Regions from separate parts of the Homo sapiens genome. Here region 2 is linked to region 1. Evidence: read pairs that join two places in POLR2A ChIA-PET (ENCODE). Cell type or tissue: A673. All regions are shown on one strand. Each heading gives the region's core, and the rest is flanking DNA. Links, peaks and the distances in the headings are about the cores only. Region 1 overlaps STARD10 (StAR related lipid transfer domain containing 10). Region 2 has its middle 35 kb from the start of PHOX2A.

The links. ChIA-PET counts read pairs that join two places held together with the same protein. Peaks named below come from ENCODE experiments on the same cell type or tissue, not always from the same donor. Only the 100,000 strongest peaks of a DNase experiment are listed, where the experiment ranks them.
Region 2: POLR2A ChIA-PET joins it to region 1 with 5 read pairs; 1 of 35 experiments calls an interaction of 5 or more read pairs at or near these places.

The regions. Positions count from the first base shown.
Region 1 is chr11:72,773,769-72,781,498 of GRCh38, reverse strand. It overlaps STARD10 (StAR related lipid transfer domain containing 10), which reads left to right. Exons shown (of 7, transcript NM_006645.3): 2 at 205-524. The coding sequence starts at 318. Among named protein-coding and RNA genes, the nearest start is that of MIR4692, 5.9 kb to the left of the region's middle. RefSeq lists a silencer at 1-28 and an enhancer at 6,236-6,735. In A673, for the core only: no CTCF peak of the experiment used is centred there; no DNase peak of the experiment used is centred there; H3K4me3 peaks cover 195 bases.
Region 2 is chr11:72,274,880-72,282,804 of GRCh38, reverse strand. It overlaps the pseudogene LOC401703. Among named protein-coding and RNA genes, the nearest start is that of PHOX2A, 35 kb to the right of the region's middle. In A673, for the core only: no CTCF peak of the experiment used is centred there; a DNase peak (open chromatin) is centred at 3,674.

The DNA of each region.
Region 1 (7,730 bases), core at 126-4,125:
ACCGCGTCCCATACGCAGTCCCCACGCCGGCCCCAGGGGGTCTGGGGCGCTCCTCGGGAGGGGGACCCCGAGGCTGTCCAGCGCCCGTCCGCCCTTCCCTGGGGCCAGCCCCTACCTCTCTCCAGCTCCCCACCCGCCAGGACCCCGAACAGCCCCACCCGCGCCCCCAGCGCACTGATTCCCGTCCCCAAACCGGTCTTGCAGGTCCCAGGAAGGTGGCGTCAGCATCTGCAGCCGCGTCGACGTTGTCGGAGCCTCCGCGGAGGACCCAGGAGAGCCGGACTAGGACCAGGGCCCTGGGCCTCCCCACACTCCCCATGGAGAAGCTGGCGGCCTCTACAGAGCCCCAAGGGCCTCGGCCGGTCCTGGGCCGTGAGAGTGTCCAGGTGCCCGATGACCAAGACTTTCGCAGCTTCCGGTCAGAGTGTGAGGCTGAGGTGGGCTGGAACCTGACCTATAGCAGGGCTGGGGTGTCTGTCTGGGTGCAGGCTGTGGAGATGGATCGGACGCTGCACAAGATCAAGGTAGGGTTGCCCGCTATACCTGCAGCCTCCACTGCACCCTTACTGCCTCTCTCCCGGAGTCTCCTGGTCCTCTCTCCGGGCTAGACACCTGGCTGTATATCTGGGCCCAGAGAGAGTCTCCTTCCAGGGACCGGGAGGAGACACAGTCTGCTGGGCCAAGCCCCATCACACAGATGGGCCAACCGAGGCCTGGAGAGCAGGAGTGACTCACCCTGCCTCTCTCAGCTGGAACCCAGGCTTCTGCATGCCCCTGCCTGTTCCAGGGATCTGGGCTGCTGCCAGGCCCTTCTAGGAGAGTGGTCTCCCTCAGGGACCCCTCTGCTGGGGAAGCCTGCACCTGGTTCCTGACTTGAGTTACTCCAGGTGGGAGACTGGGCCCTTCTCTCCCTGATTCCTGGTTCTCAGCCTGAGCTGGGTCTCCTTCCCCGCTTTCTGCACCCTGGGTTGCCCAGGACCCGATTCCTTACTGCCCGATGCCCTGCTCTTGCTCTTTCCCTTCCCTCCCTCCCTGGCTGCTCCCTTAGCCTCCTGCAGGGACTCAGGATTGTGGCTGGCAGATCCTGAAGGCAGGGCTCCAATACCCCTGCCTTGCACAGAGCCAGGCTACAGGTGGGCTGGGGAAGGAAGGGGCCTGGGGTCAAGGGAAGCCAACATAGGGAGCAGTTGCAGACACATCAGTCGCTCACAGCCATCTCCCCTGCTCTTCCCAACCCCACAATTCTCCTCTCTTTGCCGTGCAGGGCAGGCTTGGGGTTTGGGACCCTGGGAACGCATATCCCCCAGGGGACCAGATGGGGCAGGGGCTCGTGAAGACTCTGGTTTAAGGGCCTCAATAGCTGCCCCCAACACATCTGATGTTGCTGTGGGTGCTGCATTTCCAGGGCTGGTAGGTCCCCTTGCAATGGGCTCTGGCAATAGGCTGTGCCCTTCGCCTTCCTCTTCCTTGCCTTCTCCCTTCTGCTATCCTCCTGGAAATGTGGAGGAGTCCACCCTCCCCTTCTGCCTGGGACCTAGTCTCAGACTTAGTTCAGGCATGTATCTTGGCCCCTTACCAAGACCTGAGATGTCTGACCTTTCCCCTCTGACCCTGAGCCCTTCTGCCTCACTTTGTCTTAATCATTTACATATAGTTCTGTCCATCCCCACACGATTATCTGCTTTTCACTTTCTGCCTCCCCTTCTCCCCTCTGACTCTGTCTGCACCTTGGCCATCTGACTGTTTTTCCCTCTGGGTTTCCATGTGTGTCTCCCACTTTGGGATTCGCTGCCCAGGGCCTCAGAACCTGTGTCTGAGCCTGAGGAGCAGGGATGGGGAAGGCAGCTGGCATGTCCCAGCTGGTTGTTCCCTGAGAGCAGGGACAGGTCTCCTATCCTTTTTTCTTTTTTTTTTGAGAAGCCTCACTCTGTCTCTCAGGCTGAAGTGTAGTAGCGAGATCTTAGCTCACTGCAATCTCCACCTCCCAGGTTCAAGTGATTCTCCTGCCTCCCAGCAGTAGCTGGGACTGCTGGTGCACACCACCACACTCAGCTAATTTTTGTATTTGTAGTAGAGATAGGGTTTCACCACATTGGCCAGGCTGGTCTTGAACTCCTGACCTCAAGTGATCCACCCGCTTCAGCCTCTCAGGTCCTGTCCTCTTTGCGTCCCCAGCATCCAACACAGTTAGAGCAGGGATATTGGTGGAAGAGAGGGGGGAGGAAAGAACCAAGGAACAAATTGAATGAAAGGTGAGAAGGGAATTCACGAGAGCCTGACTGTGACCTGGGAAAGGCTTCAGGCGGGCAGTGCACACTGGGGGAGAAGTGTAGTTTCCCCACCAAGCTGGCACTCCAGAAAGTCAGAGGAGGAGGGGTCTGAACTGAGGCCAGTACTCCCACCCTCTGTGTCAATAGGGCGGAGCTACCTCCTCCATCTGGCTTGGTTAATGAATAAACCCTACCCAGCCCAGGCCTGGAATTGGTGGGTCTGGGGCCAGGCTGACTGCAACAGACCACTCGTGGCCAGATCAGACTTGTCAGGTGGCCTTCCTTGTGGGTGGCGGGGACTTGGAAAAACTGGGGTGTTGTAGGCTTCTGGACAGGCATACACCCTGGGCAGCCAGGACCCTACCCTCCTTTTCTTTCAGACTGAACAGATGTTGGAGGTGCCAAAGAGCCCTTGGTAATCCCTATGTCATACCCCTCCTGCCCCTGGGATGCAGGCAAGGATACTGGGGCTCAGAGAGGGGCAGGGACCTGCCTAGAGTCACACAGCTGTCTCAGCAGAGCTGGGTCTGGAACCCAGATCTACAGCATCTTGGCAGTCCTCCTGCCTTGCTTCTCCCTGCAGGGTGCCTCCCCAGCTTTGCTCCCTACAATGGAGAGAGGGTGGGGAGAGGAGGTGAGCAGAGCCCAGACCCAGGAAGGAGGCTGGGACCCTGGTTATGGGCACCCCAAGGTGCCAGCTCCCACTCCTGATCCTCTCAGCACAGCTAGTTGGAGCTCTGGGAGAGATGGACAGAGGCCTGTGAGCTTCCCATCCCCAAGATTGCAGGACTCCCAGGTTCCATGCAGATAATCCCATTTCTGATAATGAGAGCCCTGCTCTGAGCCAAGCATTTCTCCCCATCATCTAATTTACCCCGAGGCTAGTCTGGGGCAGTGTAGTCTTGTCTCTGTGTTACAAACAAAGAAACTGAGGCTGAGTGAGGTAATGTTATTTGCCTAAGGTCATGCCACAGCTGAGGCAAGAGTGGAACCCATGCCAGCCTGGCTCCAGAGCCCCTGCCCCTCTCCACATGGGCTCGCATCTTAGTCAACACTGTGGCCTTTAACCCCATCAATAACTCTTTGAAGGCCTGGAGGACGCGTTGTTCTCATCATCCTATTCTTGTTTGATGGATGAGAAAGCCGAGGCCCACAAAGGGGAGTGGCTTGCCAAGGTCACCCAGCAGGTCTGGAGCCAGAATCCCTGGGGATGACTGGGTCACTCCAGGAGGCTGGGACTCAACTGCAGGTGTTTGCTGAGCTTCTGCCCCCCTTTCCCCCTCCCCTCTCCTGCCTCAGCCTGCTCTGGGCCTGTCCCCAGAGCTGGGAAAGCCAGCTGACCCCTGGACATGCCCCGTGCTCCTGATCCCAGGGTGGGGGTGGGACTCCACCTAGCTATCTACCTGATTCAATTCCTCTTCCTCATCTCTCTTCCCCTTACCTGGGTCCAGAGGTCCCTGGAAGCCACTGTGGCTCAAGGCCCAGTAGTTGGAGCCAGGACAAAGAGAAAGGGGCTGTTGGAGGCCACCTCCACCCCTTCCCTCCCTCCTGGCCTCCAGCCTGACCTGGCCCCAGGGCTGCACTGTGCTCTGAATACTGGAAAAGAGACAGACACTACCTCCTGACAGTTCAGTCCCTGTCCCAGGGACAGATGCTGAATGTGGATCCTGGGTACAAGGCAGGGGGCAGCTTGGAGCCTGAACTCAGGTCTCTCAAAGCCCAGGTCAGCTTCCTCATGGCACCTGTATTGGTGTGAGAAACGGGAGACCAAGAGCTTCTGTCAGTCATTCAACCAGGGCCAGCTGGGGTCCAGTCCTGGCTGTTGCATGTGACCTTGGGCACATTCCTGCCCCTCTCTGGGCTGCTTGCCCGTCTGTGCCATTGGGCCCTCTTGGCTCCAAGAGCCTCTGAACTCAGCACCCAGCTGGGGAGAGATGAGGAGCAGGCAGACAGCAGAGGACGTGGCCTGTGAGGCCCTGGCCTGGATGCTCACGTGCTCTGTTCTCCTGAGGCTGGCCGCATGAGAGGCAGGGGAGACCTGCGTATCTCCTCAGAGGTCTTCAGACCCTGGTGGAGAGAGGACAGACAGTTCCAGGTGACCTCCTACCCACTGCACAGGCAGCCTTGGGGCAGGAATGAGGCCTGATAAGAGCCTGAGCCCATGACAGGAGAGACCTGGCCCTGGAGCAGGTGTGGGAGGGGGTGTGGCTGAGAGCCTGAGGCTCTGCTGGCCACAGGAAGCTGGGCAGTGGGGACCTGTCTCCTCTGACTTCCTGTCCTGCTGCTCCTCCCCTTCCCCTTTGGGAAAAGCTCAGGCGGCCCCTCCCAGCCCTGTCTCACTGTCCACCTACCCCACACCACAGGCCACCTGGGTTCCAGACACCAAAGCCAGTGCTCAGCTCATGACCCCTCAGCACCTCACCCTCTCACCCTATGAAATGCCAGATGGCTCAGGGGTCTCCAAGGCCCTTCCCACTCTTACTAGTCTCTGGGACTTAAAAGGGTCATGGGGAAGGTCAGGGCCACGTGTGGGACAGGTCTCCTTAATCCCATCAAGCAGATGTGGAAACTGAGGCTCAGAGCAGGAATTCACTTGTGCACAGCCAAACAGCCGGACATGGCTGAAGCTAGATCAGGACCTAGGTCCTTGACTCGCCAAGGCTGAGATCTCGCCACTCCCTTGGGCTGGGTTATTAACATGATTGGGCCCGTGGGTCTCCCTGTGCTGTGTCATTGTGGGAGGGCACCTTAGAGGAGACCCAGCTGGGCAAGAGTCCAGTCCTCACTATGTGACTTTGGGGGTCATTTCACCTTTCTGGGTCAGTCTTCTTATCGGCGGTGGCAGGCGCATGACTTCATCTAGTTTTAGGGCCTTGGACTGGGTCAGTTCAGGCTCTAGCTTGGCTCTGCCTGCTGTGGGGCACAGTTTCCCCATACAGGAAGTTGCTGGGCAGGTGGTCTGTAGAGGCTGTCCTAACCTTAGGCCAGCGTAGGGGAGGCTGCCCTGCTGGACACAGAGTGAGGATGGTGGCTAAGGTCTTGCCAGTCTATGCCATCAGAGAGGTCCCTAGAAGGGGATCCAGAATCCAGGGTTAGGCCCTGAGCTGCCTGGTTCCAGCTCTGACTTGGCATGGGGGGACCTGGAAGAAGTAGTTCCAGAGCTGTCCTTGGGGAACAGGCTCCCAGAGAGCATGACCCCAGGTAGTCAGTGTCTAGACTTTGGGTTGGAGGAGCTCAGACAAGGGAAAGATCAGAGGTGGCTGGAGGTGTTAGGGAAGTCTTCCTGGAGGAGGTGCCTGGTTTGGGTTGAGGATGTTGGGGAAAGAACACCAGGATCCAGAGTCCTCGCTGTGTGGCCCTGGGCAAGTTCTCTGCCTGGGACTCAGCTTCCTTATCTGCCCTGCCTGTCTTCAGAGACTTCATTCATTCACACATTCAGCAAGCATCCATCATTACCCTCTTTCTGCTTGGCCCTGTGCTGGAGGTGGGGGATGGAGAGGGCAATCAGATCCAAGCCCTGCCCTCAAGGAGCCTCCAGCTGGGTGCTGAGACACACACTTGTCACAGGAGCTCTGGAAATCCAGAGAGGGCATCTGAATCAGCCTTGGGGGTCAGGGAAGGAACTCCACGGAGGAGGAATGTTCAGGTGATCCTTTTGGGTGGGGAATGAAGATTACAAGTTTGATCGTGTCGGGAGCATTCCATACAGAGCAGCAGCTGTGCAAAGGCCCAGAGGTGGATCACAGGGTAGTACATTTGGAGAATGGGAGGTGGTTCAGTGCAGGCTCAGAACTCAGGGGGCTGGAGGTGATTAGAGAGCTAGACCGAGGCCCCACGCCTTGAGTCTTAGAGGCTCTGGGGTGCCAGGGGAAGGTTTTAGACAGGGAGACTGGTAAGAGGGCGCTGCTGCTGTATTTGTCTGGGCAGAGGTGCCAAGGCCCACCTTAAAGCCAGGTTGTGGGGAATGGAGCAAGGGATGGAATCCAGAGAGCCTTAGGCATGATCATGGACGGGATATGATGGTTATAGCATAACTCTTTGCGATGTGCGCACTGTGAAGTGTTGTGCAGGCTGGGATGCAGGACGGCATGGATGTACAGCCATCCTGTACATGGATGGGGCCTGCATCCTAAGCAGGCCAAGGAACCCTTATGAGCCAGAGTGGAGTGGAGGGTGCCTCCAGGCTGTGTCCCTGCTGGGACTAGAGAAGCCCTCAGCCCCCAGGCTGGCTCTGTGCCCTCCACACCCAGCTGCCCAGGCTCCCGCTTTTAAACTTTAACGAGCCCCAGCTCAGTTTCCAGCCGAGAGTCTTTAAAGTTTCAGGAGATGAGAGAAAGGGAGTCCTGGAGACAGATGGGTTTTCTTTCTTCCCCTGCATCTCCATGCCTGGCTGGGCCACTTGGAGCCAGGGCTGTGGATGCCGTGACCCCAGAGGCCTGTGCTCTGTGGGGCTCCGGGGCCTCTGCGGGGCTGTTCCAGTTTGTTCCCGAGGAGCAGGAGACCTGGCCTGGGTGCCTGGTTGCCACTGAGGATAGATGGGGATAGAAACCTTATTTCAGCCCCGATCCCTCACCTTTGCCCCTGACTGGGCAGATGGTGGTGCTCTGGCAACAGGTTGGGGAAAGCAGCTCAGACTACGTGTTGGGCTTGAGACAGCCCCACCCCTCCTGGTGCCTCCCTTCATCCCCTCTGGCATGCTTGGACTGGCCTTGATGCCCTGGGGCCCCTGGAGACTCAAAAGTATGGGCAGCAGAGGGTACCATGCCAATCACAGTAGATTCCTTTCACCTGTCTTTAAAGAGAGCCTGGGGCAGGTGGCACGGGGCAGGTGGCACAGGGCAGCTGGAGCTGTTCTCTGGGGCTTTAGCATAACCATTGCCTTCCTGCCCCTCAGCCTGGGCTCCCTGAAGGCAGGTACTTGCCACCTCTGATGCTTCTCTGGAATCCTATGTCCTGGGGTCAGTGAGCAATGTCTGCACATATATACTGCCTCCTGCTGCCTAATGGGAAGTAGGGGGTGACTGCCACCTCTGCTCTCCCCTTTGGTGCCTGAGCCATTTACTCATCCTTGGGTTTTGTTACCACCTCCATCTCCCCCGGCTTCCTGAGATCCCCTCCACCATCTCCTGCCCCTGCCTGCCGTCTTTGGACCCTGCCAGAGTGGCTGGGGCCTGGTACTTTGCCAGAGAGGTGATGAGTCTTGAGGTAGAGGCCTGATAGCCAGAAGGATGGAGTTCCCTTGTGTGTCTCCACTTGCATACATGCATGCATTCATTCATTGCTTCAGTATGTTTATTGAGGACATACTATGTTCCAAGGATTGTGTCATATCTAGGAATTTAGGGGCAAACCACACAGATCAGACCCTGCTGTCATGGGTTTTACATCCTGAACGGGTGACGAGCAAAATAGAAGCAAACAACTAAATAAGACACCAGATGATGGTTGTGCATAAGGACG
Region 2 (7,925 bases), core at 1,337-5,336, 500 kb after region 1:
CAATTTCAACTCTTAGCACAGTAACAACTACCCATCCCCCACCTCCCAGCCCCATGGCAGGCAGCTGTGCACGTGTTCCTAGAACAGCTGGAATGCAGCTTCCAGGAGCCAGGAGGGGCAAAAGGACCCTGTCTTTCAAATACTTAGGATCTGTGCTCTGATTGCTACTTCTGATCACAGGCATAAAAAGAGGCAGAGACCATTATTCTTATACCTCCTCCCATTGTAGCAAGCCCCTCTGGCTGAAGTGCTGTCTAGGATTAATGTGCTTGCACCCTTCCCTCCCTCTTCATTTTTCTCTTTTACTTCCTGTTGGTAGCCAGACATTTAAGACTAGGATATTCAAAAGCAATTGCATATACTGGGAAATTTAGAAAGTAATCATAATGTCTTAGAGAAGATGCAGAGTTAGTAATTTTTGTATTTTTAGTAGAGATGGGGTTTCACCATGTTGGCCAGGCTGGGCTCAAACCCATGACCTCAGGTGATCCACCTGCCTCAACTTCCCAAAGTGTTGGGATTGCAGGCATGAACCACCACTCGCAGTCAACTTTAAATGTTAATGGGTTAAACTCTCCAATCAAAAGGCAAAGATTGTCAGAATTGATTTTAATAACATAATCCAACAATATGCTGTCTACCAGAGTCTCACTTTAGCTCCAAAGAGACAAATAGATTGAAAGTGAAAGGATGGAAAAAACATATTCCACGCAAATAGTAACCAAAAGAGAGCAGGAATGCTTATACCAACATCAGACACTATACACTTCAATTTTTTAAAGACATTTTTTAAAAATTTACAAGAGAAAAGAACATTATATTATTATTTTTTAAGACGAGGTCTCTGTGGCCTAGGCTGGAGTGCAGTGGCATGATCACAGCTCACTGCCATCTCAACCACCTGGGCTTAAGCGATCCTCCCACTTCAGCCTCCCAAGTAGCTAGGACCACAAACATGTACCACCATGCTCAGCAAATATTTTTAATTATTTGTAGAGATGAGGTATCACTATGTTGCCCAGGCTGGTCTCAAATTCCTGGGCTCCAGCTATCCTCTTTCCTTGGCCTCCTACACTGCTGGGATTACAGGCATGAGCCATGGGGCCCAGCCAAGAATATTATAAATACAAGGTTTAATACAGGAATAAGATACAACAATTATGAAAATTTATATACCTAAAAAGACCATCAAAATACATGAAACAAAAACTGGCAGAACTAAAGGGAGAAATAGAAAGTTCTACAATAATAGTTGGAGTCTTCAATACCCTACTCTCAGTATTAGATAGAAGAACCAGAAAGAAGTAAGGAAATAAAGGATTTAAACACGACAATAAACCAACGAGATATAATGAGCATATACAGAACACTGTGCTCAACAACAACAGCATATACATTCTTCTCAAGTGTACACAGGACATTTTTCAGGATAGACCATATGTTAGGCCACAAAATGCCTCAATAGAATCTATTTATTTATTACTGTTATCACAACAAATTTTATTCAAAAAATTAACTTTGTGGTTTGTTGTTGTTGTTTTAAAAAAAAATTCCCCTTATGATCTGGTTTGGTCAATCAACCACAACACTTTCTAGCAGACATATGGTAGAAATGGCATGGCTCAGAATTGCCCTGATCTTTCATGATCCCTCAACCACCTCCTGTCACGCTCCCGCCTGCCGCCGCCTCCACCACCGCCACCGCCATGGTCTCTAGACCGAGAACTACGCTCCCGGGACTGGGATCTTGATCTATGCTTCTTCGGATGGCACCCATACAGCTCCCGCCTCAGCTCTCTGGAAATGAGCTTCAAATGCATGAAGTTGCAGAAGCTGCCTTGTGTGCATTCTCCCATCTCATACTGACTGCAGCAGGCTTCTCTGAAGTCGGTCACAGGCGACAGCTCGGCGTGGATTGGCTGTCCGTTAAACCAACGGTTATACAAGTCAATCACAGCCTTTTCCGCATCTTCCTCACGGCGAAAGGACGTACACGTTCTACACGTTCCCCACCAGGTGGTCTCCCTGGTTGTCACAGACGTTCATCTCTTCAACTTCCCCATACTTCTCCTCCATTTCTGTAAAAAACTCTCAAAAGGCCTGGCACGGTGGCTCATGCCTGTAATCCTAGCACTTTGGGAGGCCGAGGCGGGCGGATCACGAGGTCAGGAGATCGAGACCATCCTGGCTAACACGGTGAAACCCTGTTTCTACTAAAAATACAAAAAATTAGCCGGGCGTGGTGGCGGGCGCCTGTAGTCCCAGCTACTCGGGAGGCTGAGGCAGGAGAACGGCGTGAACCCAGGAGGCGGAGCTTGCAGTGAGCCGAGATAGCGCCACTGCACTCCAGCCTGGGCAACAAAGCAAAACTCCATCTCAAACAACAACAACAACAACAACAACTCCTCAAAAAATTCATCATAGTGTTCCTGCATCTCAACATCGCTCATGGCACAGCGCAAACCATCAGCAGACAGGGAAGAGTTTTGAGGGTTACCGTAAATGTTCAAGAGGGCAATGGTCTGTCTAAACGTCCGTTTATTGTGCAACCGAGAGCACCTGTCTCCATGACAACATGCTCCAATTCTGAAATAAAATGAACAGCTGACTTTGTCTTTCCCAGTGCCGAAGATGGAAGCCAGATACTCCGCCATTTCCCACCCACCACCCGCCATCACCACCGCCGACACTGCTGCCAACGCAGCCCTAGAATTTAAAACATAGATATCAAAGCATTTTCTCTGACAGAGCAAGATAAATTAGAAATCAGTAACAGTAGTAAAATGGCAAAAATTCATAAAATTATGAAAATCAAACAATGAATTGAAGAAATCACAAGAGACATTAGAAAATACTTACAGATACATGATAATGACCTGTAACTTTATGCACCACACCAAAACTTATGGAATGCAGTGAAAGCAGTGCTAAGGAGGAAATTTATAGCTATAAATGCTTACATTAAAAAAAAAGATCTCAAACAACAACCTGCAATTTAAGGAACTAGAAAAACAAAAACAAACTAAACTCAAAGCCAACAGAAGGAAGGACATAATAAAGATGAGAAGAGAAATAACATAAGAACAGGAAAACAACAGAGAAAATCAATGAAACTAGAAATCGATTCTTTAAAAAGATCAATAAATTGACAAACCTTTAGCTAGAGGGACTAAGCAAAAGAGGGAGAAGAGTCAAATTACTAAGATCAGAAATGAAAGCAAGGGCATTATTAGTGACTCTACAGAAATAAAAAGGATTATAAGAGAGTGCTATGAACGATTACATGCCAACAAATTGGATAACCTGGATGAAACTGATAAATTTTTACAAACACAAAACCTATCACAGCTAAATCACAAAGAAATAGAAAATCTGAATAAACCTATAACTAGCAAGGAGATTGAATGAGTAATAAAAAGTCTCCTGAGAAATGAAAGCTCTGGAACTGATGCACTGCTGAATTCTACCCAACATTTAAAGAACTAACACCAATCCTTCTCAAACCTAAAAAAAAAAGGAGATAACACTTTCTAACTCATTCTATGGGGCCCTGATACCAAAGCCACACAAAGACACTACAAGAAAAGAAAACTACAAGCCAATATCCTTTATGAGCACTGATGCAAAAATACTCAACAAAACACTAGCAAACCACATTTAGCAGCATATTAAAAGGATTATACACCATGACCAAGTAGGATCTATTCCTGGAATGCAAGGATGATTCAACATACAAGAATTTATCAATGTTTCCATAGTAATCTACAGAGTCAGTGCAATCCCTATCAAAATCCCAATGATGCTTTTAGCAGAAATAGAAAAACCCATCCTAAAATTCATATGGAACTTCAAGGGACCCTGAATCATCTTAAAAAAAGAAGAACAAAGCTGGAAGACTCATACTTCCTGACTGGAAAACTTATTACAAGCTGTAGTAATCAAATAGTATGATACTGGCATAAAGACAGACATATAAACCAATTGAATAGAATACACAGCCTAGAAGTAAATGCTTGCATATATGAACAAATGATTTTTTATATGGGTGCCAAGATTATTCAATGGGGAAAAAAACAGTCTTTTAACAATCGGTGCTGGGAAATATGGATATCCACATGCAAAAGGATAAATTTGGACCCTTATCTAACCATATACAAAAATCAACTCAAAATGGAACAAAGACCTAAATGTAAGACCTAAAAGTATAAAATTCTAAAAGAAAATATAGGGCTAATCTTTACAACTGTGAATTTGACAGTGATTTCTTGGAAATGACACCAAAGGCACAGGCAACAAAAAATAAATAAATTGGGGCTCATAAAAATTTTAAAAATCTGTGCAATGAAAGACACTATCTAGAGAGTAAAAAGGCAACCCACAGAATTGGAGAAAATATTTGCAAATTACACATATGATAAGAGATTAATATCCACACTATATAGAGAACTCATAAATCTCAACAGTGAAAAAACAAAACAACATGATTTAAAAATGGAGCCAGGCATGGTGGCTCATGCCTGTAATCCCAACACTTTGGGCGGCTGAGGTGGGTGGATCACCTGAGGTCAGGAATTGGAGACCAGCCTGACCAATATGGTGAAACCCCGTCTCTAATAAAAATACAAAAAAATTAGCTGGGCGTGGTGGCATGCGCCTGTAGTTCCAACAACTCAGGAGGCCTGGACAGGAGAATTGCTTGAACCTGGGAGGCGGAGGTTGTGGTGAGCCGAGATCGCGCCACTACACTCCAGCCTGGGCAACAGAGCGGAACTCTGTCTCAAAAAAAAAAAAAAAAAAAAATGGCAAAGAGCTGGGCGCAATGGTTCACGCCTGTAAGCCCAGCACTTTGAGAGGTGGAGGTAATCAGATTGCTTGGGACCAGGAGTTTTGAGACCAGGTTGGACAATATAGCAAAACCCCACCTCTACCAAAAATACAAAAAAATTAGCTGGGCGTGGTGGGGCATGCCTGTGGTCCCAGCTCCTTGAGAGGTTGTGGTGGAAGGATTGCTTGAGCCCGGGAGATGGAGGTTGCAGTGAACAGAGATCATGCCACCACACTCCCTCCCGGTTGACACAGTAAGACCCTGTATCAATTTTTTCAATAAAAAATAATTTAAAATGGGCAAAGGATTTGAATAAATATTTTTCCAAAGAATATATACAAATGGCCAATAAGCACAAAAACACATACTCAACATCAGTAATCATTAGGGAAATGTGAATCAAAACTACAATGAGACACCACCTCAGACCATTAGGATGTTTGCAATTTTTAAAAATCAGAAAATAACAAGTGTTGATGAGGGTTTGGAGAAGTTGGAACCCTTTTGCACTGTTGGCGGGAATGTAAAATGACACAGCCACTGTCGAAAACAATATGGAGGTTCTTAAAACAATTACATATGTAATTATCATATAATCCAGCAATTTCATTTCTGGGTATATAACCAAAAGAATTGAAAGCAGAGTCCCAAAGAGATATTGTATACCCATATTCCATAGAGCAGCGTTATTCACAATAGCTAAAACATGGAAGCAACACAAGTATCCATCAACAGATAACAGATAAGCAAAATGTAGTATATACATACAATAGAATATTATTCAGTCATAAAAAAGAAGGAAATTCTAACATATGCTACAATATGGATGAACCTTAAGGACATTATGCAAAGTGAAATAAGCCAGTCACAAAAAGACAAAGTTGGCCAGGCATAGTGGCTCACATCTGTAATCTCAGCACTTTGGGAGGCTAAGGTGAAAGCATTGCTGGGGCTCAGAAATTCAAGATCAGCCTGGGCAATATAGCAAGACCCCTTCTCTACAAAAACATGAAAAAAATTAGCTGGGTATGGTAGCACTTGCGTGTGATGCCAGCTACCGGGGAGGCTGAGGTAGAAGGGTCACTTAAGCCTGGGAGGTTGAAGTTGCAGCGAGCCATGATCACACCACTGCACTCCAGCTCATGCAACAGAGTGAAACTCTGCCTCACACACACACACATACAAATTAACAAAAAAGACAAATATTGTATGATTCTACTTATATGAAGTACACAGAATTGTTAAGATCACAGAGACAGAAGGTAGAATGGTGGTTTCCAGAGTCTGTGGAGACGAAGGAATAGGAAGCTACTGTTTCATGGGTATAGAATTTCTGTTTTTCAAGATGAAAAGAATTATGAAGATGGACGGTGGTGATGGTTGCACAAAATATGAAGTGTATTTATTTATTTTTGGAGATGGAGTTTTGCTCTTGTTGTCCAGGCTGGAGTGCAATGGCGCGATCTCAACTCACCACAACCTCCGCCTCCCAGGTTCAAGCAATTCTCCTGCCTCAGCCTCCCTAGTAGCTGGGATTACAGGCATGTGCCACTACGCCTGGCTAATTTTGTATTTTCAGCAGAGGCGGGGTTTCTCCATGTTGGTCAGGCTGGTCTCGAACTCCCGACCTCAGGTGATCTGCCCGCCTCAGCCTCCCAAAGTGCTGGGATTACAGGCATGAGCCACCATGCCCGGCCTTAAAGTGTATTTAATACTGCTGTACTATACATGTATAAATGGTTACGATGGCAAATTTTACATTATGTATATTTTTTCACAATTTTTAAATGTGGAAAAAAAGTAATTACCCATGAGGACAAAAAGAATAGAAAGAGTCAAGAGATGAGGAAAATTAATCAATTTTGAAACATAAAAAAATTGATAAAGTTGTACCAACCCAGCCTCCACCCTAACCATAAGGTAATGCTAGAGGAATTCAAAGCTGATAGCAGGCCGGGTGCGGTGGCTCACGCCTGTAATCCCAGCACTTTGGGAGGCCGAGGCGGGTTCATCACGAGGTCAGGATATCGAGACCATCCTGGCTAACATGGTGAAACCCCGTGTCTACTAAAAATACAAAAAATTAGCCAGGCGTGGTGGCGGGTGCCTATAGTCCCAGCTACTCGGGAGGCTGAGGCAGGAGAATGGTGTGAACCCAGGAGGTGGAGCTTGCAGTGAGCCGAGATCACGCCACTGCACTCCAGAGTCTGGGCAACAGAGAAAAAAAAAAAAATCTGATAGTACACTGAAGGTAACCATAGTAACAATAAAACCTAAACCCAGATCAAATCTGGACTAAATTACCTCAATTACCCACACAAACAGCCTATGAAAAGGAGAGGCATGCTCATTTCTAGGCATAAATACTATTTATTACAGTCTCTTCTGTTCTACACGTGATGTCCAACATTCAATGAAAAAATTATGAAACATAATGTGGAAAGAATAGTAAATGATGTTGGGACAACTGAATATCCACATACAAAAAAATAAACTGGACCCCTACCCCACACCATACACAAAAATTAACTTACACGGGATCAAAGACCTAAGCACAAGAGTTAAAACAATGATAAAACTCTTAGAAGAAGATATAGTTGTAATCTCTTCAAAAAAAGATGTACAAAAGGCCAATGAGTACATGAAAAGATACTCAGTATCATCAATATCATTAGTCATTAGAGAAATACAAATCAAAATGACGCGATACTACTCTCACCCACTAGGATGACTATAAGGTAAAACAAAAACAAAGTAATGAAATAACTGTTGGCAAGGATGTGGAAAAATGTGAACCCTCATTTATTGCTGGTAGGAATGTAAAATGATGCCGCCACTTTGGAAAAGAGTCTACCGGTCACTGAAAAGCTTAAACAGAGTTTCTATATGACCCAACAATTCTACTCCTAGGTTATACCTAAGAGACATGCAGATGTTCAAACAAAAAGTTCTGCATGTTTTTTCTTTTTTCTTTTGCTATTCACAATAGCCCAAAGATAGAAACAACCCTAATATGCATCAACTGATGAATGGATAAACAAAATGTGGTGTATCCATATCATTAATATTATTCAGCCATAGAAAGGATGAAGTACTGATA